Linked DNA regions of Homo sapiens: regions 1, 3, 4, 5 and 6 are each linked to region 2. Evidence: chromatin contacts called from ENCODE Hi-C data. All regions are on one chromosome and are shown on one strand. The core of a region is the stretch at or near the end of the contact, and the rest is flanking DNA. Distances in the headings are between cores, read along the strand shown. Region 1 holds the start of CSNK1G3 (casein kinase 1 gamma 3). Region 2 holds the start of SLC12A2 (solute carrier family 12 member 2). Region 3 holds the start of HINT1 (histidine triad nucleotide binding protein 1). Region 4 holds the start of FNIP1 (folliculin interacting protein 1). Region 5 holds the start of RAPGEF6 (Rap guanine nucleotide exchange factor 6). Region 6 holds the start of CDC42SE2 (CDC42 small effector 2).

The links. Hi-C counts contacts between places; a loop is a spot of excess contacts on that map. Pooled maps may share reads with other maps.
Region 1: a map of CD4-positive, alpha-beta memory T cell shows a loop between it and region 2 (31-fold over the local background). The contact joins the promoter of CSNK1G3 here to the promoter of SLC12A2 in region 2. A Hi-C loop is called at or near these places in 3 of 168 maps with a recorded cell type or tissue (CD4-positive, alpha-beta memory T cell and naive thymus-derived CD4-positive, alpha-beta T cell), 1 of 37 single-sample maps with no recorded cell type and 11 of 50 pooled maps.
Region 3: a pooled map shows a loop between it and region 2 (20-fold over the local background). The contact joins the promoter of HINT1 here to the promoter of SLC12A2 in region 2. A Hi-C loop is called at or near these places in 1 of 168 maps with a recorded cell type or tissue (ascending aorta), 1 of 37 single-sample maps with no recorded cell type and 14 of 50 pooled maps.
Region 4: a loop to region 2 is called in a map of B cell, with 7 times the contacts of the local background. The contact joins the promoter of FNIP1 here to the promoter of SLC12A2 in region 2. A Hi-C loop is called at or near these places in 2 of 168 maps with a recorded cell type or tissue (B cell and sciatic nerve) and 11 of 50 pooled maps.
Region 5: a map of CD8-positive, alpha-beta T cell shows a loop between it and region 2 (12-fold over the local background). The contact joins the promoter of RAPGEF6 here to the promoter of SLC12A2 in region 2. A Hi-C loop is called at or near these places in 3 of 168 maps with a recorded cell type or tissue (CD8-positive, alpha-beta T cell and naive thymus-derived CD4-positive, alpha-beta T cell), 2 of 37 single-sample maps with no recorded cell type and 9 of 50 pooled maps.
Region 6: a loop to region 2 is called in a map with no recorded cell type, with 27 times the contacts of the local background. The contact joins the promoter of CDC42SE2 here to the promoter of SLC12A2 in region 2. A Hi-C loop is called at or near these places in 2 of 37 single-sample maps with no recorded cell type and 8 of 50 pooled maps.

What each region holds. Positions count from the first base shown.
Region 1 is chr5:123,510,896-123,513,923 of GRCh38, forward strand. CSNK1G3 (casein kinase 1 gamma 3) reads left to right here and starts at 1,282. Exons shown (of 14, transcript NM_001364140.2): 1 at 1,282-1,675. RefSeq lists enhancers at 994-1,053, 1,214-1,423, 2,454-2,603 and silencers at 1,604-1,693, 1,864-1,933.
Region 2 is chr5:128,082,097-128,085,056 of GRCh38, forward strand. It overlaps SLC12A2 (solute carrier family 12 member 2), which reads left to right and starts at 1,670. Exons shown (of 27, transcript NM_001046.3): 1 at 1,670-2,614. The coding sequence starts at 1,859. It overlaps SLC12A2-DT (SLC12A2 divergent transcript), which reads right to left and starts at 1,079. Exons shown (of 4, transcript NR_152813.1): 1 at 874-1,079. RefSeq lists a silencer at 1,334-2,163 and an enhancer at 2,654-2,823.
Region 3 is chr5:131,163,958-131,167,085 of GRCh38, forward strand. It overlaps HINT1 (histidine triad nucleotide binding protein 1), which reads right to left and starts at 1,299. Exons shown (of 3, transcript NM_005340.7): 1 at 1,138-1,299. The coding sequence starts at 1,248. RefSeq lists enhancers at 28-688, 689-1,348, 1,619-1,668 and silencers at 479-1,118, 1,329-1,408, 1,419-1,468.
Region 4 is chr5:131,795,558-131,798,575 of GRCh38, forward strand. FNIP1 (folliculin interacting protein 1) reads right to left here and starts at 1,460. Exons shown (of 18, transcript NM_133372.3): 1 at 1,273-1,460. The coding sequence starts at 1,364. RefSeq lists silencers at 1,074-1,353, 1,404-1,663.
Region 5 is chr5:131,633,746-131,636,718 of GRCh38, forward strand. RAPGEF6 (Rap guanine nucleotide exchange factor 6) reads right to left here and starts at 1,484. Exons shown (of 28, transcript NM_016340.6): 1 at 1,217-1,484. The coding sequence starts at 1,285. RefSeq lists enhancers at 674-1,256, 1,204-1,293, 1,386-2,585, 1,594-1,843, 1,854-2,053.
Region 6 is chr5:131,262,737-131,265,640 of GRCh38, forward strand. CDC42SE2 (CDC42 small effector 2) reads left to right here and starts at 1,317. Exons shown (of 5, transcript NM_001375635.1): 1 at 1,317-1,430. RefSeq lists enhancers at 601-650, 1,779-2,596 and silencers at 771-840, 851-900, 931-1,580.

The DNA.
Region 1 (3,028 bases), core at 32-2,531, 4.6 Mb before region 2:
GCAAAGCTCTTATCACTACCCTTCTAAGGCTGGTGATGCTAGTCACTTCTTAACTTCCAGTTTGGGGAAGAAGTGAGAAGAGAGGTTTAAAAAAAAGGCACTGTTGTATTACAAACCAAAATCAAAAACAGATTTCTATACTAACTACCCTTCCAAAGGTAACACATTAGCTATACCGTTAATCTAGCAAAGCAGGGAGGAAAATGAAGGAGTGCATTTGTTTCATTAGTCTTTTCGTTTTGAGAGGTAGACAGGAGAGATAGAGATACACAAGACTCAAGTTTCTTGATACAGTAAGTATATTAAGAATATAAACGGGTTTGATAAAATGAACATTTAAAAAACATGGCACCAGGCTGATTCTTCTTCCTGCACACCTTAATGCCTAACTTTTGAAAGGACTTGAGACATAAGAATCACAATTTTAAAAAATTATAGTTTCCATGCCTTCATGGTGGATCAATTTCCATAGAAGTCTACCAAAATGACTTATCTCCATCCCAGGGAAGCAACTGCAAGAGGGAAAATGAAAGGAATGCAGTCTTTCTATGTAGGCAGAGTGGACTTAAGTGTGAGTCAGAAACACCGATTTCAGTTTGTGCGCTGCAACTTGATAACTTGGGTGATGTTTGGCTTCTCAGAACTTTGGGAGGTGAATTTGAAAAACAGGTAATGCCACACTATATAGTTCAGAGGATTACCTCAGCTTACAAACAGCAAATGAGACGCAAATGTGAGCCATAATTCACATTTCTAAGCAGTTGGAGCCCTGATATGGCACTGGGGTTACAAACAAGCGGGGAAAAATGTCAACCCAGTGATGTCATACTCCTAGGCCGGGCCCTAAGATTTTTTTGGAACCTGGCGGGCTGAGCACAACAGGGAAAGCCTCAGCACCCTGACTTGGCACAATGGTACCCTTAAGGCTCTTTGCTCACTCAGTTCTTAGTAGCTCTCCTAAAGCATGGTGGTGTTCTCTTCCAGTTCTCTGCGTAGACTTTGCTATGCTTCTCCGCCCACTGCTTCATCCAGAGAAACACTCGTATCCACAGCCTCTCCCCACTTTCCCTCACGCACGGCTCTAGAAAGACGGGGATAGGGCGCGGCTTAGGCTTTATACACCTTGCCAGCCAATGACCGCGCCGTCTCCTTTCCGGTCGGCGATCCGACCAATCCAAGAAGGTTGGTGCAATCTTCGGCTCTACTCGGCTGTTTTCGCTGATGCGGGCAGCTTGGGGGCCGCCGCCGCTAAACAGACGCTTTCCTTTTTAATTTTTTTTCCATGTGTTCACTTCCGGGTCCGGCGTCGATCCGGATGCCCGAGGCAGAAGGATGTTTGACCTCCGGATAAGCGAGGCGCTGCTGTGCATTCATTCCGGGCTGCATCGGTGGCGACAGCAGAGGCTCGGGCGGCGACTCTCCGGCCAGCGGCGGCGGTAGGAGGCACCAGCGGCAGTGCAGGGACCGAATCCGAGCAGCGCTGCGTTACCTCTCTCTCTCGCTCCTTCCCCCCTACCTCGCTCGCTCGCTCGCTCGCTCCCTGCGTGGCTCGCTTTCCTCCTCCGGCCGCCGGCGGGTGTGATGTGCCGCCGCCGCTGCCCCCGCCGGCGCTGACGGACTGGGGGCGCCGCCCGCGCCCGGGACCGACCCCTCTGCTCGCGGCCGCGCCTTTGAGGTAAAGCCCCCTGCGCGTAGGTGCTCCGCTGCCAGCCCCGGCCCGGCGGCTGCCTCGGCGCGGCCGCGGCGCCCTCCCTCCCGGGTGGGGCTGGGGTCCCGGGCGGGTGGGGTGGGGTGCGGCGGGGGCGGCGCCGCAGGCGCGGGTGTCGGGGGAGGGGTGGGCGAGGACCATGGCGGGTGGCCCGGAGGCGTGGGCAGGAGGGGGCCGCGGTCGGAGGCTGAGGGCGCGGAGGGCTAGGGGGCAGCGGGGGCCGCGGGTGGCGGGTCGGGCTGGGTGCAAAAGTTGCCGGAGTGGTGCGGCGCGACTGGGGCGGCGAGGGAGGTGGGCCAACTGGGCCGGCGGGGGCTTCCTTAGGAGAGATTGGGAGGTGGGGAGTGTCGCCCACGGTGCTCCTTGACTGTGTCCAGACAATTACCTTTGGAGTAGGGGCTTCAGGCAGGAAGGAGGCATGGATAGGCTGGGAGGAGGCGACGGGGGCCAGCGTTCAGCTCAGGGATAAACTTCCCGTTGGAGTGTTTAAGGGGTTGGGTGGGGGGACACAGGGATTTACCTGTTTCTTAGAGCTTTGACTCAGCTCAAAACTTAACCAAGACATTAGTCAAAGGTTAGCAAAATCACTCTGATGGTTACTCTCATGGTGCCGGTTTGTTTGTTTATCCCACATGCAGGGGAAGTGACACTGAGAAGCATCGGGTCTCTTGGTCCACAGCCTCCACATTTCTTTTCAGCAGGATGAGGAGGGAGATGTGTGTCTACTCGTGGGGTGGGGGTAGTGAGGCCTGTGTCATGGTCATTCCCCTTCTCCCACCTCATGTTTTAGGGAGGAAAAGTTCAGATGGGGGAGAGAGTGAGTGTGCCTGTGTGTGTGGGAGACAGCTACTGTTGATACACTGTGTGAATTACTTTCAACTCTTTTGTAGTAAGCACCCAGGCTGGTCAGTGGCTCCTTTTAAATCTTCTATTAAAATATTTACTTTAAATTAGAGAATTAAAAATGTACTTATTTTTAATGAATTAAGAAAATAAGTCATTATTTTACTTTTTGCAATTACTTAGTCCGATTCAAATGACATTTGGCCACAGATATGAGAGATGGCAAACTATATCTAAGATGGGATATAAAATGAAAAGTATATACTTTTTAAAGATGTTTCTTTTTAAAGATGTTTCTTTGAAGAATATTGGCTTTCCCGGTAAATTTAGAAGAAAAACATTACAGAAATTGTGAGAATAATGTGGAATTAGATGTGAAACTAGTTTAAGAAAATATTTTTCACCAAAAAAATCAGATCTGGTGTGTGACATTAATAGCTTTCTTTTTTTTTGAGCTGTACTTAGTGTATTTTGTAA
Region 2 (2,960 bases), core at 420-2,919:
ATGCCTGTAATCCCAGCACTTGGAGAGGCGGAGGTGGGCGGATCACGAGGTCAGGAGATCGAGACCATCCTGGCTAACACGGTGAAACCCCGACTCTACTAAAAATACAAAAAATTAGCAGGGCGTGATGGCGGGCGCCTGTAGTCCCAACTACTCAGGAGGCTGAGGCAGGAGGAGAATGGCGTGAACCCAGGAGGCGGAGTTTGCAGTGAGCCAAGATCGCACCCCTGCACTACAGCTTGGGCGACAGAGCGAGACTCCGTCTCAAAAAAAAAAAAAAAAAGTACATAAATAAAAACCAAGTAATTGGAGGACGCCATTCATTGATTTTACTTAGGACTTTGGGCATAATCTATAGGTTTAAAAATTTCTGCTGCTAAGAAAGTGGGAACACAGTTATATTCCCTTACATTTTACCGAAGAGAAACTAGACCTGCAGAGGAGTACCTTTCTGTTTCTATATAAGCAGAGGAATTCTGCACAACCCAAATCACGCAGAAACCTCCTGGTAAGGACTCCACGGGTAGTTATTGCCGGCATTGTATTCTGAGAGATGAGCTGCATATCACTTTTGGAAATGCCTTAAATTAAAACTCGTCTTGAAACAACATGACGTCTCAAAGAAGCTCCCTTCTCACCTTGGAACATCAGCTTTTAAAATAAAGGTGTCATCAGAAGTGTGTAGACACCCACTGCATCACAACTGGAACTGATCTCTGGTTATGCCAATCTAGGTCTGCCTGGCAGGGTGAGTCTACCGCTCGAAAGCTGCACAGAGGAAATCCTCCCTCCTCCAGGTTCAGGCCCGGAGTTACGAGCGGAGATTCGCGGCGGCGGGTCAGAGCCCAGAGCAAACCAGGCTGGGGAACGCACCTCGCCCGCGGCTCCGGAAGCGGCTGCGGCCCCGACCGGAAAGCCCCCAGCATCGCCCGAAGGAATCGCGGCTGGCCTGCGGCTCCGGCCCGGCCTCGGGTACCACGCGCCTAGTGGGAAGCCGCACTGACGCCTGCAGCATCTCGCGAGATTTCGGGCTCAGCCCAAGTACTGCGAGTTCACCAAAGCGGGGGGAAAAAAAAAAAGCCAGCGTGCGAGAGCCTCTGAAGCCGTGGCTGGGGCGCTGGGGTGGCAGCTGCCGCGGGAGCATCAGCTACCGGCGTGAGGCGAGGCAGGGCACGCGCGCCGTCCGCAGCCCCGTTGCCTGGGCTGCAGGTCCACTGACGCGCGGCCCCTGGGTGGAGAGAGGGGAGGTGGCCTGGGAGCCCGCTCCTTTTCGCCGCAGAGCGCGGCGGGGGAGGGAGGTGAAGGCGTGGGAGGAAGGCGGCGGAAGAGGAGGTAGCCGCGCGGAGATCCTCCCGGCGACATCACTGAGGCGGAGCGTAGCCGCGCCTGCTCCCCGATCGCGCCGTTCGTGCTGCCCGCACTGCCCGAGGCCCTTTGCGGACTGGCTGGCCGCGCTCTTCGCACGGGGCGCTTTTGCGTGGGGTCGCGCAGGAGCCGCGGAGGGCCGGATCGCTGAGGGAGCGTCAGCCGCGCGCCGCTGCGGGACCGCGGGTGGGCGGGCTGAGGGGCGGAGGAGCCTCCGGCCCCGCCTCCCGCGTGCTGCTGCCGGAGCCGCCGCCGCCGCAGCCCCGCCGAGGCTTTAAACAGCGGGGCCCGCCCCGCGCCCGCCACACTCGCGCGCTCGCTCGGCTGCCGGTGGCCTCTGTGGCCGTCCAGGCTAGCGGCGGCCCGCAGGCGGCGGGGAGAAAGACTCTCTCACCTGGTCTTGCGGCTGTGGCCACCGCCGGCCAGGGGTGTGGAGGGCGTGCTGCCGGAGACGTCCGCCGGGCTCTGCAGTTCCGCCGGGGGTCGGGCAGCTATGGAGCCGCGGCCCACGGCGCCCTCCTCCGGCGCCCCGGGACTGGCCGGGGTCGGGGAGACGCCGTCAGCCGCTGCGCTGGCCGCAGCCAGGGTGGAACTGCCCGGCACGGCTGTGCCCTCGGTGCCGGAGGATGCTGCGCCCGCGAGCCGGGACGGCGGCGGGGTCCGCGATGAGGGCCCCGCGGCGGCCGGGGACGGGCTGGGCAGACCCTTGGGGCCCACCCCGAGCCAGAGCCGTTTCCAGGTGGACCTGGTTTCCGAGAACGCCGGGCGGGCCGCTGCTGCGGCGGCGGCGGCGGCGGCGGCAGCGGCGGCGGCTGGTGCTGGGGCGGGGGCCAAGCAGACCCCCGCGGACGGGGAAGCCAGCGGCGAGAGCGAGCCGGCTAAAGGCAGCGAGGAAGCCAAGGGCCGCTTCCGCGTGAACTTCGTGGACCCAGCTGCCTCCTCGTCGGCTGAAGACAGCCTGTCAGATGCTGCCGGGGTCGGAGTCGACGGGCCCAACGTGAGCTTCCAGAACGGCGGGGACACGGTGCTGAGCGAGGGCAGCAGCCTGCACTCCGGCGGCGGCGGCGGCAGTGGGCACCACCAGCACTACTATTATGATACCCACACCAACACCTACTACCTGCGCACCTTCGGCCACAACACCATGGACGCTGTGCCCAGGATCGATCACTACCGGCACACAGCCGCGCAGCTGGGCGAGAAGCTGCTCCGGCCTAGCCTGGCGGAGCTCCACGACGAGCTGGAAAAGGTGAGCTCGCCCAGCCCTCCCTTCTTCCCCAGCCCCTGGTGCATGCCGACCGCGGGATGTGGCTGCAGACTCTTCCCGAGTTGAGGTGGCGGGAGTAGTAGACGTGCACGACTTGCTGGCATCTCTGGATTCAGCTGTCAAGGGTGGAATTGCCGAGGAATGTTAACTTAATCTCTCAAAAGTTTGTAGCGGGTTTGGCTAGTTACGTGATACCGGAGGGCTGCCTCTAACAACCTTCCCCATCCAGTTAGGTATCTCGTGTGCACTTTCTTTCCCACCCACGCTCAACAGTCACCATCCCTCTGAATGACAGTAGTGTTTGTGGGCCCTTTAGAGGAGAATGTGC
Region 3 (3,128 bases), core at 49-2,548, 3.1 Mb after region 2:
TTTCAAGAACCATTTCTCAAAGGCAACTGCGAACTTTAAAAAGAAATATTTTTTCTAAAACCAAAGAATTTCCCCTGAGTAGAGACAAAGTATTTTTTTTTTTAATTTACCTAGAGGAACCTAATTAAATTTTTGATAACGTTTTGAATCTAACCGACATTAGTAGAATAAATGTTTTTCTTAGATTTTATATTTCCTAAATTTAACAAAACTGTTTACAAAATTTGTTCTATCTAAATCAGCCAATCTGCCCAGCTTTATCTGAGATCCAATCCCAAAAATACAACTGGCCACTAAATAATTTACACAAGATATCTCAAAGTCACATCAACTGGGATTTCACCTACAAGAAGTCAACAAAAACTACAGTCTTAGTCTCTTGGCATAAAATTACTTCCTGTTGAATACAAAAAGAATCATTCAGCTGTTTGTAAGTCCAAAATGTTCAGCGGGAGAGGTCAACGGAAAGCAAATCCCAGACGCGGGCCCACTTCTTATCTCAGGAGATCGCCTCGCTAGCCCAGGGTAGGCCTTGGGGTGGAGATAGGGATAGGGGTAGGGGTGAGGGTGGCAAGCCGCACCCCGCGGAGGAAGCCGGCAGGCCCAGACGGCCCGCGCACCTCCCAGCGCCCCTGGGGCCCTCGAGCACAATGCCTTGCTGAGCAGCGCCCAGGAACGCCGGGCCCTGGCAGGCCGGCTGTGCGCGGGAGATCGCGGAGATTGGGCCTGAGTCAGGGCGCGATCGGGTTTCTCTCTGTCAGGCAGAGCGCTGGCGAGATTTCGAGATTCCTGATACAGGCAAGGTCCGAGGCAGCCGGGGAACCGGCGGGCTTCCACGCGGGGGCCCCAGTGCGCCCCGACACGCGCCCAGGCCCCGCGGTGCGGCACTCAGGGCGCCCGGCGGCCTGGCCCGCGCCCGGGGCAGATAACGAGTAACCGGAGCGCCGGCACGCGCCGGCAGGCCGCCTCGGAGTGCCCGGGCCCTGTCCGCTGGCTGGGGGCCCGCTGGACCAGGGCAGCCAGGTCCCCTCCCGTCGCCGCTACACTCGCGACCCCTCCTCTCCCTCCGCGAGAAACCCGAGGATCCGCGGACGATACCCACCTCAGCAGGCGAGAGAGGTGGTGCCCAGTACCTACCCGGTCATCCTCAAAAATGATTTTGGCTGGTATTTCCTTGCGGATGATCTTCCCAAAGATCGTGTCGCCACCAGGCCGAGCGACCTGAGCCTTGGCAATCTCATCTGCCATCTCGGCCTCTCTCCCGCGCGGCGGCCAGAGGAGAGGCTCGGAAGAAGGGAGGAACCCGCAGAGCGTGCGGCGCGAGAGGGCGCAGCCAAGCCTGCGCAGGTGCCCCGGCTCTGGCGCCCCACCTAATCTTGCGCGTGCGCACTGGCGACCTGGGCTGCGAGTGCGGCCAGCGCGCTAGAGCGCCTCAGGGACCTCCGGCTTGGGGAAGTTCCTGGTCTTGAGCTCCAAGGAGATTCCTAAGTCGTTTTTCTATCCTCCTTTCTTGTCTCCTGGGGAATGCAGTTACTGGTATAAACCCTTCGTCTGCCTATGGATGCTTGTAGGGAAAGTTGGATACTGTAACTGACAAGATTTGATAATTTAAGTGGTGCTGGCTGCAACTTAGCACTTAGATTATTTAAGGTCTTGCTGCTGCAGCAGATTTTAAGTCCTCTCTTCAACAGAGTTTTTTTCTCTCTCTACCAGTGGTTCTCAATCTTGACTACACATTAAGATCACTTGGGGAGCTTTTAAAAATCCCCGTGAACCTGGCTGCAGCCCAGATCCATTAAATAAGAATCTTTGGAGATGAGCCCCAGGCATCAGTAGTTTGTAAACCTCCCTAGACTGCTCTGCAAAGAATTTTTCCCAGCAGCAATCAACATAATGTATTAATAAAATGACCCACTTTAAAAAAAAAAACCTTCCTTAATCCCACATCCCCCTCCGTATCTTTGCTCGTTTTATAAAGAAGTTTTCTACATACCATGTCTGCTTTCTTATCTTTCATTTTTGAGTCCATTTCCCTCTTGTCAAGGTCACTAAGGACATCCATTTATAAAATCCTATAGACAATTACAGTTATCATACCAGACCTCTAAGTGTACGTATTAAGAAAAAGTATACCTCCTCAATGCCTTTTTTTTTTTTAGATAGATTCTTGCTCTGTCGCCCAGGCTCGACTGCAGTGGCACAATCTCGGCTCATTGCAACCTCTGCCTCCCGAGTTCGAGTGATTCTCATGCCTCAGCCTCCCAAGTAGCTAGGACTACAGGCGCGCACCACCACACCTGGCTAATTTTTGTATTTTTAGTAGAGACAGGGTTTCCCCATGCTGGCCAGGCTGTTCTCAAACTTCTGACCTCAGGTGTTCCACCCGCCTCAGCCTCCCAAAGTGCTGGGATTACAGATGTGAGCTCAGCTGCCTTTTATGATTACATTACTACCCTTGTCTTGGCAAAATTATTGAATGTGGTTGCCTTTAATCTCAAAAGTGTCCATTTGGTACTTTTGCTATCAAAGACATTACTGGGACAATTCGTAAAATCTAAATAATGCCTATAAATTAGATAATAGTTTTGAAGTCATGTTAATTTCCTTTCATAACCACAGAAAAATTGTCAAAATCAGTTGATCTGGGGTGGGGCCCTACAAGTTAGGTTTCTAACTTTCCAGGTGATACAGTTGCTGCTGGCCCGGGAACCATACTTTAAGAACTACTGATACAAGGGAATGTCTTTGTAGGAAAAACCCACTGAAGTATTTAAGGCTATGGGTATCATGTCCGCAACTTACTTTCAAATAGTTCAGAGAAAAAGTGTCTGTCTATAGGTAATTAGAGAAATAGAAAAGGATAAAGCAATTACAATAAAATGTTAACATTTGGAGAATCTGACTGAAAGGCATATGCAAATTCTATGTATTATTCTTGCAACTTTTATGTGTCTGAAATTGTCAAAATAAAAAAATGTGTGCTGGTTTGGATAATAAATAACATGGTCAGCTTTCATTCCATCTGAAGGCTTTACCATCTATAGAGTAGTGACTCTCAAGTATTTGTCTCTTGACCTACCTCTTCCCTTAATTCCAGACTGGTCTGTGACATACATTACAGCCTATTG
Region 4 (3,018 bases), core at 210-2,709, 3.7 Mb after region 2:
TTTCATTTTTCAAAGGAAAAACACTAAAGAAATGTTTAAAGAGAGACAGATGAGCATGACACATTTATTTTTCAGGGGAAAAGACAGATACGTAGAAAAACCTCTTCAATTCCATATGCATTTACTGAATTTTTCCTGATGAGACCTGCATTAGCAAGAGAGAGTGAATAATTTTAAGAATAGCAAAATTTCTTAAACCAGTGTGGCAACTTCGCCTGTTCCAAAATTTGACAGATTCTCTTTTTTTATTTTTATTTTATTTTTTTGTTTCTACTATTGTTGTACAACTGGGCTCTTTGCTATCCTACCAAGTTTAAAACGTGTGGCATTTGACATTTAGCCTAGTTATATTTGCAAGTTTCCACACTGCAATACGTATAAAGGCTGTTTGGACATAATCTCCTCAGGTGCAGTTTAACGACTAAATTTTACCTTGAATTCAGGTTTATATCAAATCTTACAATTCTGAAAAGTTACTCTGCCAGCAACAGGTACTACAATGAAAAATTAACAAAGCCTGTAACACTACAAAATGCTCTACTAACATTTTCAATTTTTAAGACTCCTTTTCAGTAACAATTCGAGGAGGAAGAATCTACAGCCAATTCCAAGGCCAGATTTCATTCAATTTGGTCTTCCTTCGGCAGTAACCCTAAACTCAAGTTTCACATTTCTCCTTCGATAACATTAAGGTCGCTCGGTCCGGTTACTGCACACCTCCAATTTTAGCGTCCAAGAAACCTGAAAGAACGGCACGTTGCCTACTCGCTCCTCCAGCCTTCTCTCAACTCAGAAGCTTGGCCAAACGTGCCGCTCTCTCCACAACGCCAACGGAGCTGGAACGCAGCGCCCGGAGGACAACTGGTCACGGGGAGGAGGGGAGAACTTCGCGGCCCGGAGTACGGCGGCTGAGGTCCAATCCAGCCCGCGCCCAACTCTACTCGGTGCCAGGAAGGCGTGTGGACCCAAAGTCTCAGGCCGCGGTGCTAGGTCCGGAGGAGCAGAGTCGCGCGTGGCTGGGGGCAGGTCGTAAACAAACCGACGGGAGGAGGGGGAAGGGGCAACGGCGAGGCGGGTGGGGTAAAATAAAAGGTAGGACCTCGCTCCAACCCTTCGGCGCTAGCCCGCAGCCGGCTCCACCCCACCGAGGACCAGATGCTGCTCTCGGCGCGGCGCTTCCGCTCGGGTCGGAACACCGAAGGCCCCAACACCCCTGGAGCCCGGAGCCCACAAGGCCATCGGCTCCGCGACCCCCGCCCCACAGCGCCCTACCTGAACCCGCAATCTGGGTCCCGGGCGTCGCGGCCGGGCGCGCCCAGCCCGGTCCTCTTGCTGAAGAGCTTCTGGAACAGCGTAGGGGCCATGCTAGCCACGGCCAGGCAGGGGTCGCTCCGCTGGGCGCTTGCTAGGCCCCTGCTCCTACAGCCGCCCCGCCACCCCCATGGGCGCCTCAGTCATATGACAGAAATTAGTCACTTCAAACGGCCACGGCGCGCGGGGCGGGGCGCGAGGCAAGGCCGGCACTCATTGGCTGGAGGGGGGCCGCATCACGTGGCGGCGCGCGGAGCAAGGGGCAAGGTGGGGGCGTGGGGCGGAGCTGCCTCCCATAGGCTCACTGGCGGGTCCCGTCACGTGGCAGGGGCGGGGCGTGAGCCGAGAGGACAGGACTGGAAGGTGGCTAGGGATGTGTAGCGGGAGAAGGGTCAGTCTCGATCTTCCCCTGTGAAGCTGTCAGCGACCATCAGAGGGTACGCCGGGGTGGCGCGGGGACGATGCCAGGAGCCTTGGAGTGCAGAAGGCTTCGACTCCCCGCACCCACAGAGTTGCGTAGGGAACCACGGGCAACCGACTCTTCCTTGTCAGCCCCTCCCTAGCTTCTGCGGCTTCACACCTCCATTCCGCGCCGGGCAGAGTCTGGCGGCTCCTGGAGCACGGAAGGCCCACAAGCGTACCCGTGGGGCCGCGGCCAAGGCTGGACTTTGAGCCCAGGACCCCAGGACCGCCCTTAGAAGGCTGCGCCGGCCCGCGAGAGGTCTGGGATCTGGACAGCGCGGGGGCTGGCTCACAGGGACTGGTGAAGGAAACTGCCGGGACCCCTGCCACAGCCATGGCTCCCCGCAAAGACGACCTCGAGCAGGCACTGCGGGCAGTTTGTACTAGCGCCTAGAACCCTGACACCGGGAATTAGTCTCTTGGAAGAGCTAGCGATTGGAGGCTCAGGAGTTAGGCTGTTTCCTTGTTAACCAACAAAATCAGGTGAAACCAACGAAGTCAGGAAGCCTAAAGACATATATGTACAGATATCTAACCCTTTACGCTAATTATTTAGATTTTTAATAAATCTATCTTAATGTTTAGGTATGAAGACGGGAGGAACTGTGGAATTTTAGTCAAGTTACAGGGAAGAAACGCTTTCTAAAAAAAGAAAAACATTGCTCACATGTGACCTCACAGTCTTATTTAACCCATGGAACCAAAATATATCAGAGTTTGTATCAAACTAATCTTATAAATTTTCAGCAACCCCATCCATTCACTCACTCCCCCTCCAGGATGAGGAAGCTCGTACAATGGGATGTAATCCTCAGAGAAATTTAGGAAATAACTTGTATATGGTTGGAAGGCTGGATAAAAATACTTTGGGCAGGCGTGGTAGCTCACGTCTGTAATCGCAACACTGCAAGGCCGAGGCAGGCAGATCGCTTTAGCTCTGTAGTTCGAAACCAGCTTGGGCAACAGTAAGACCCTGTCTCTACAAAAAAAAAAAAAAAAAAAAAATTTTAATTAGCCAGGTGTGGCCGGGCGCTGTGGCTCACGCCTGTTATCCCAGCACTTTGGGAGGCCGAGGCGAGTGGATCACCTGAGGTCACGAGTTCAAGACCAGCCTGACCAGCATGGTGAAACCCCGTCTCCAAAAAATTAGCCGGCGTGGTGGCGGCGAATGCCTGTAATCCCAACTACCTGGGAGGCTGGGACAGGAGAATTGCTTGAACCCAGGAGGCAGAGGTTGCAGTGAGC
Region 5 (2,973 bases), core at 234-2,733, 3.6 Mb after region 2:
ACATTAAATTAAATTAAATTGAAACCTGCAATACACATCGTAAGCCTTGTATAATACTTTCCAATGCTATAAAGGCTGTAAGATAATTCGCCTACTGAAATTCATAAATCAGCTCACATTGACTTCAAGAATCATCATAAGGAAACAAACACTCATCGAATTATAAATGTATATCTCAAAAAGAGAACTCTGGAAAGTGGTAGAATTTGTGTTGTTCCTATGCAAACATCAGGATCTTCAATAACATAATTTGACCTATCATGGCTTCCGTTGTGACCTGAATAATTGTCACGACCCAAAAGGTCAGCCCAACGTTACTGAGACTCAGTATGCAAAACACTACATATCTGAAAAACTCCAAAGTGAAGAATTAACCAAAGCATTTCATTTCATTTACTGCAACTTTAAACAAAACAATCCAATAATCCACTCACACTGTTTAGTGTTTTGTTTAGAAAATATGTCCCACTTGTTATAGAAACCTCCAAATCAAGGAAAACCTTCCCCAAAACCTTAGCATTCTACCGGGATAAGCAAAGCTAACAGGTTTTAGTTATATGCCTGAAAACTAGCCTTCATGAAGGTCGAATGAAAAATCTTTTAAGCTGATGCCATAACTGTTAACTCGACACAGCAAATTTTGGATCCAAGTACAAAATACTGTAAAATTTCCCAGTGACAGTCTGAAAAAGTACCTACAGTGGTGTTCTTTAAACATGCATCATCTACTACAGAATTCACCATTTGACTGGATGTAAACTTTTAAACTAACTTTGAAAACTTTATCTTTTTTTTAGGCAACTGTACAATATTTCAGAGACCTTTAAAGAAAAACTATTTCTAAATTACATGGCTGAGATACTTCCCTTACAATTTCCATCTCGTTTTTCATAGTCTACTTAAACGAATGGGCATCTAACTGCGAAACTCATATTACCCAACTCAGAAAATACGACTTAGTAATGGTGCTTTCTTAACGACACTCAGAAGCCCCCGGCAAGGACGGGTACGCGGGTTAAGACCGCATCACAGGCAGGAAGGGCGGTCGGCACCCTGCTGGCGACAAGGGCCTGGGTCAGGGAAGAGACTCAAGCGAACAGATTCCCAGTAGCAGGTGCGAGACTCTGGCAAGAGGGCAGTCGCCGCGGATTTCGGACAGACAGGAGGATGCTGTCTACTGGACTGTGAGACGCACATAAAGGTCAACCAGCCTCACCTCGGGAGTCCGCTCGGGTGGCTTCTTCCTCAACGCCTGCCTAGCGCCAGGGTCCACGGGTGAGTTCATGGCCACGGCCCGGGTACTCCGCAGCCTGCCCTTAGCAGCCCACGCCACAGTTCATTCACACTAGGTAGCGGGTGCGGTACCTTTCCCCCGCCCCAAGGAGGGAACTTCGCGCCGTAACAAGGTCCGAACTCTAGCAAACAACCCTTCGCAACGCCCGCCTAAGGCCTCTACCCACGCGCGACTGGCCGGAGACAAGTCTGCGCGGGGGCGGGGGAGAGTAAGTGCGCATGCGCAGCACGCACGCGCACGCTAAGAAACGCCCAAGGGAGTAACTCCACTGTGACGTTAAAATTGGGGCGGTGCGAGTAAGTCGTTTCCTGCTGTCGTCGTGAGATTTAAAGACACCTCGCGAGACCTCACCTAAATCAGTCACGGGGTCTGCCTTGGCGTTGTGGTTCCGTCTTCTCCATCCGTTGGAGACACCGGAAACGCGCTGAGGACCTGAGCAAAAATAGCATTTTGGGGCAGAACCGTGGGGAGGCGTTCTGACTGGAGAGAACTGTTGTGCCCAAATCCGGAAGCCCAGGGTGTGGCCAAGTCCGGCTTTGCGCTCTCCTCTGCAACTTCTACTGCCGACTTTGAATATGCGGAAGTAGAAGCCGCCATTCGGCAAAGAAGGAATTCCACGCACACCTCATATCTCTTTAAATAAAACGAGATCTCTTGTGAAAGCTGCCGACAGAGAAGTGCTTGATCTATTCGAAACGGACGTCCTGAGACCAGGGCAGAGAAAGCAAACATTCACGGCCAGGATAGGCAGCCGGTGCCGCGGCCAGCTCACGATTACCTTTGAGTCAAAAAACTAGATTTAGACTGCGTTCTTGTAACTAAATGCCCGGGGCAGCCCTCCCTCAGGCAACTGCGTTTAGGGTTGGGACTCGAGTGGCAACTTTTGCAATACTTTTTACATTCTAGTCTGCTTCCCAACAGACCGAATAAAGCCAGTTTTGTTTCACTGCTCCCTTGGTAAGAAAAACAGACCACCCTTAGGAGCAGCCAGAGAGCTGCTGAGGCCGTTTCAACAATAAGCTCACTGACAATTCCAGAATCCATCGTTCTAGGATACTCCTTACCCTTTCTCATAAGTTCATAGGTAACTAACTTTGGCGACACCACCTTTCCACTGAATTTTAAGCTCCTTGATGGCTGTAACTACATCTAGGTACACCTTGGTATTTCTCACAGCAGTTAGCATAGTTCACTAAATAACAAGGTGATTTATGATTATGACATGCTTTCCAATTAATGACTGCTTCACAGTAATTTTAATGACGTAATAAGAGTTAAAATTATATTTGAAAACAATGAGAGTTCAGGCTACAACACCGTTTCTGGGACCGGCAATGACTTAAGGACTGTTTTCTGTTGGTCCTGGGGCTTGCCCAAACTGGGAGTTTACAACATACTATTAGCATTTCTCTTTTTCAGGTATAGATCAAAAACTTTACCAGCGAAGTGTGGCATAGCCATTGTAGAAATAAAGTAATTGTGGAAAAAATCACAGGATGTTGCAGACGATCCGTTTTCCTCATTTTTTGTACAAATATAACCTCTCAAAGATCTGCCCAGGATCACAAACAAAAGTTAACCCTTCCATTCTTCAAGGATCAATTTTCAGAGTCACATCAATATTTTGAAAGAGGGAGAAAGAACTATAAAGCATGATCACCATGAACTTGAACTTTAGG
Region 6 (2,904 bases), core at 67-2,566, 3.2 Mb after region 2:
GTAAGTGCTATGTAAATAGCTGTTATATTGTATTGGTTTTTATTTGTATTTTTAAATTGTTGTGTTTTTTTTCCCAAATATTTTCCATCTGTGGTTGGTTGAATCCAGAAACGCAGAAGCCATGGATGCGGAGGGCTGACTCTGAATTATAAAGATTGTTACAAGGTGGGAAGTGTCATGGGATGAAAGGAAAAATAGTAAGGTAGGAAAGATGGAGAATTTTTTTTTTTTTTGGAACACGTGTCACTCTGTCCAGCCCAAGCTGGAGTGCAGTGGCCTGATGATGGCTCACTGTAACGTAACTCCTGGCCTCAGCCTCCAGAGTACCTGGAACTATAGGTACACGCCAACACACCAGGGTAATTTTTTTTTTTTTTTTTTGTAGAGACAGGGTCTCGCTATGTTGCCCACTCTGTTCTATTTTGAAGGTACAACCAACAAGCTTTCTTGACAGATTGAAAGTGAAAATGAGAGTATGAGAGGAGTTATGGATGATATAAAGTTTTTGGCCTGAGTAACTAGAAATCCTCGCCATCAACCTAGAATGGGGAAGACCATACATTACTTACAGGTTCGAGAGCTTACTTCAGTGGCATTACGCTATCCTTTTGAACTTACGATAAAGTTTTGTAGGCATTTTGGTGGACTGCTGGCTGCTAGATAGGGCACTCATGTTTCTGATTTCTGAGATATGTAAAATACACACCCAAAGGAATCACAGAAGTCTAGTACATGTGTAATTTTCACGCATTTCAAACCAGGTGGTTTAGCCAGCCTTAAACCAGTTAATGACTGATTGAACGATTCTGACTTTTACATGAAAAAGCAGTGGTCAGAGGATGGGCTCTCAACCGCTACTGAGAGACCCCTCATCCCACAACCGCTCAGCACCCACCCACCCACCCTCGCCTGTGCGCGTCCACCGCCCCACAACGTGCGCAGACGTCGCTCCTCCGCACGGATGTCCGCGGCCCGGGCCGGGGTGGGAAGGGGCTCCCCCACGCTCCCGCCCAGGTTTGGTCGCCATCTTTCGGAGCGTCCTTTCCCGCGAGTGCTGCAGTCCCGGATCTCAGGCGTCCGTTAGCTACAGAGGCCAATTCCTAACCCGCGCGGCTCGAATCCCGGGGGTCCCATCGCCTGCCGGCCGATTCGCCCATGCCGGAGGTACGGCGGGGGCGGGGCCTGGCGGGGGGCGGGGCCAGCACTGCGGTCGCTGCAGCTGCGCAACGGCGCCCGCCCCTCCGGCCGCTCTAGGGGCGCGCGCCGCCTCTCGCTCCGCCCAACCCGCGCGCGAGCCTGGGCGGGGAGGGGGAGCCAGGAAGCTGCGAGCGCGCTGGGGAGCGCAGCTGCAGGCGTTGGGGCGGCAGGAGCCGCGGAGCCGGCGCTGAGAGGGGCTGCGGCCGGAGCGGGCGGCTGAGACAAAGGCGACGGTGAGTGCAATGCCAGCCCCAGTCGCGCGTCGGCCGCCACGCCTCGCCCTCTCGGTCCCTTGGGCGGGGTCCCGAAGCCCCGAACCCTCGTCCCTGAGGGCTCTGGGGTGAGCGCGGCCCGGCCTTGCCAGCCGCGCGCTGCGGGCTGTGGGCTGAGCCTGCGTCTTCCATTTCAGGTTTGGGCGAGGTCCTCATGCCCTAGGACCCTGCCTTTGGTTTTTCTTCTGTTTCCTCTGAGGAATGGTTACACGCTCAGTTCAGAATTCACGGCAGGCGGACAGCTGAGGCAGCCAACTGACCGCCTGATGTAAAATGGAAAGGCAGACCCCCCCCCTCCCCCCAACTTTTCACGTCTGGAAGTCGGGAGGGTGGTGCGAGGGGCGGGCGGGGAGGGCCCGGGGTCTCTAGGTGAGGGTTTCGGGGAGCAAAGACACCTGGCTCCGGAGCTCCGACTCTTCGCCTGAGGCGCCCGACGCGTTCAGTCCGCGGGTCCTGCCGCGGTTCGCCCCGGGCCCCGGGCTTGAAAGCCCTTGGCTACCTCGTCGCGGGAGCTGAGCTACTCTTACAGGTTGTTTTACCCAGTGCTTGCAGCTTTAAGTTGCGATTTTAGGCAACGGGTGTGGTAGGTAGCGGCTCCTTGATGCCGCATTAACAGCTGAAAAAGCGCCCCGATCCGCTGACTTCACTATGTGTAAGAAACAACATTGGGGATTCCTCTTTAGCTTGCAATTATTTTAAATGATAAGCTTTTTTAGGGGAATTTTGGGGGGTGATGTGCAGTTTACAAAATCTAAATGTTTCGTTGAAGGGCCTGGCTTATAGTACGTGCTCAGTAAAGTATTTGTTGAATGAATGAATCTTGAAATATCAGACAAAGCTTATCTCACATCTAGTAAAATTTAGGCACATACTCCTTGATTATGATTAAGGAAAGAATGTCGGCAAACAGTATGTATTTTTGATATACGTTTTTTAGTTTTTGTCCCACATAACATACTGTTGATGAACAGTCCGTTCTTACTCTCAATATTATGAACATAGAAAATATATATCAAATTTGGATTTTCTCTTTTGGTTTGAGAGAAGTTGGTATACATTTTCTGTTTCTTAAAAACAGGCCTTATTTCTAATCTTTAAAAATAATGGAGAAGATAAAGAGGGAGTGGGATTGTATTTTGAAACCCAGCTTTCTGTTTCATTATGAATAAAGGAGTTTATGTGTTTTTGAGAAGGGACTGTGGTATGGTCTTGCTGCTTTTTGAGCAAGGGAGAACTCTAAATTTAGGGGGGGAAAAGCTAATGTTGCACTAATATAATAAAATGTCACCATTTACTCAACAGATATTCATTAAGCACCTGTTTATGGGCACAGGCAAAATCCGCAATTATCCTTTTCTTAAACTTGAATGCAAAGTTATTTCCTTATTATTGATGTCGCAAGTGGTGACTGTCTTAAACCCCTAGTGGCTATTTC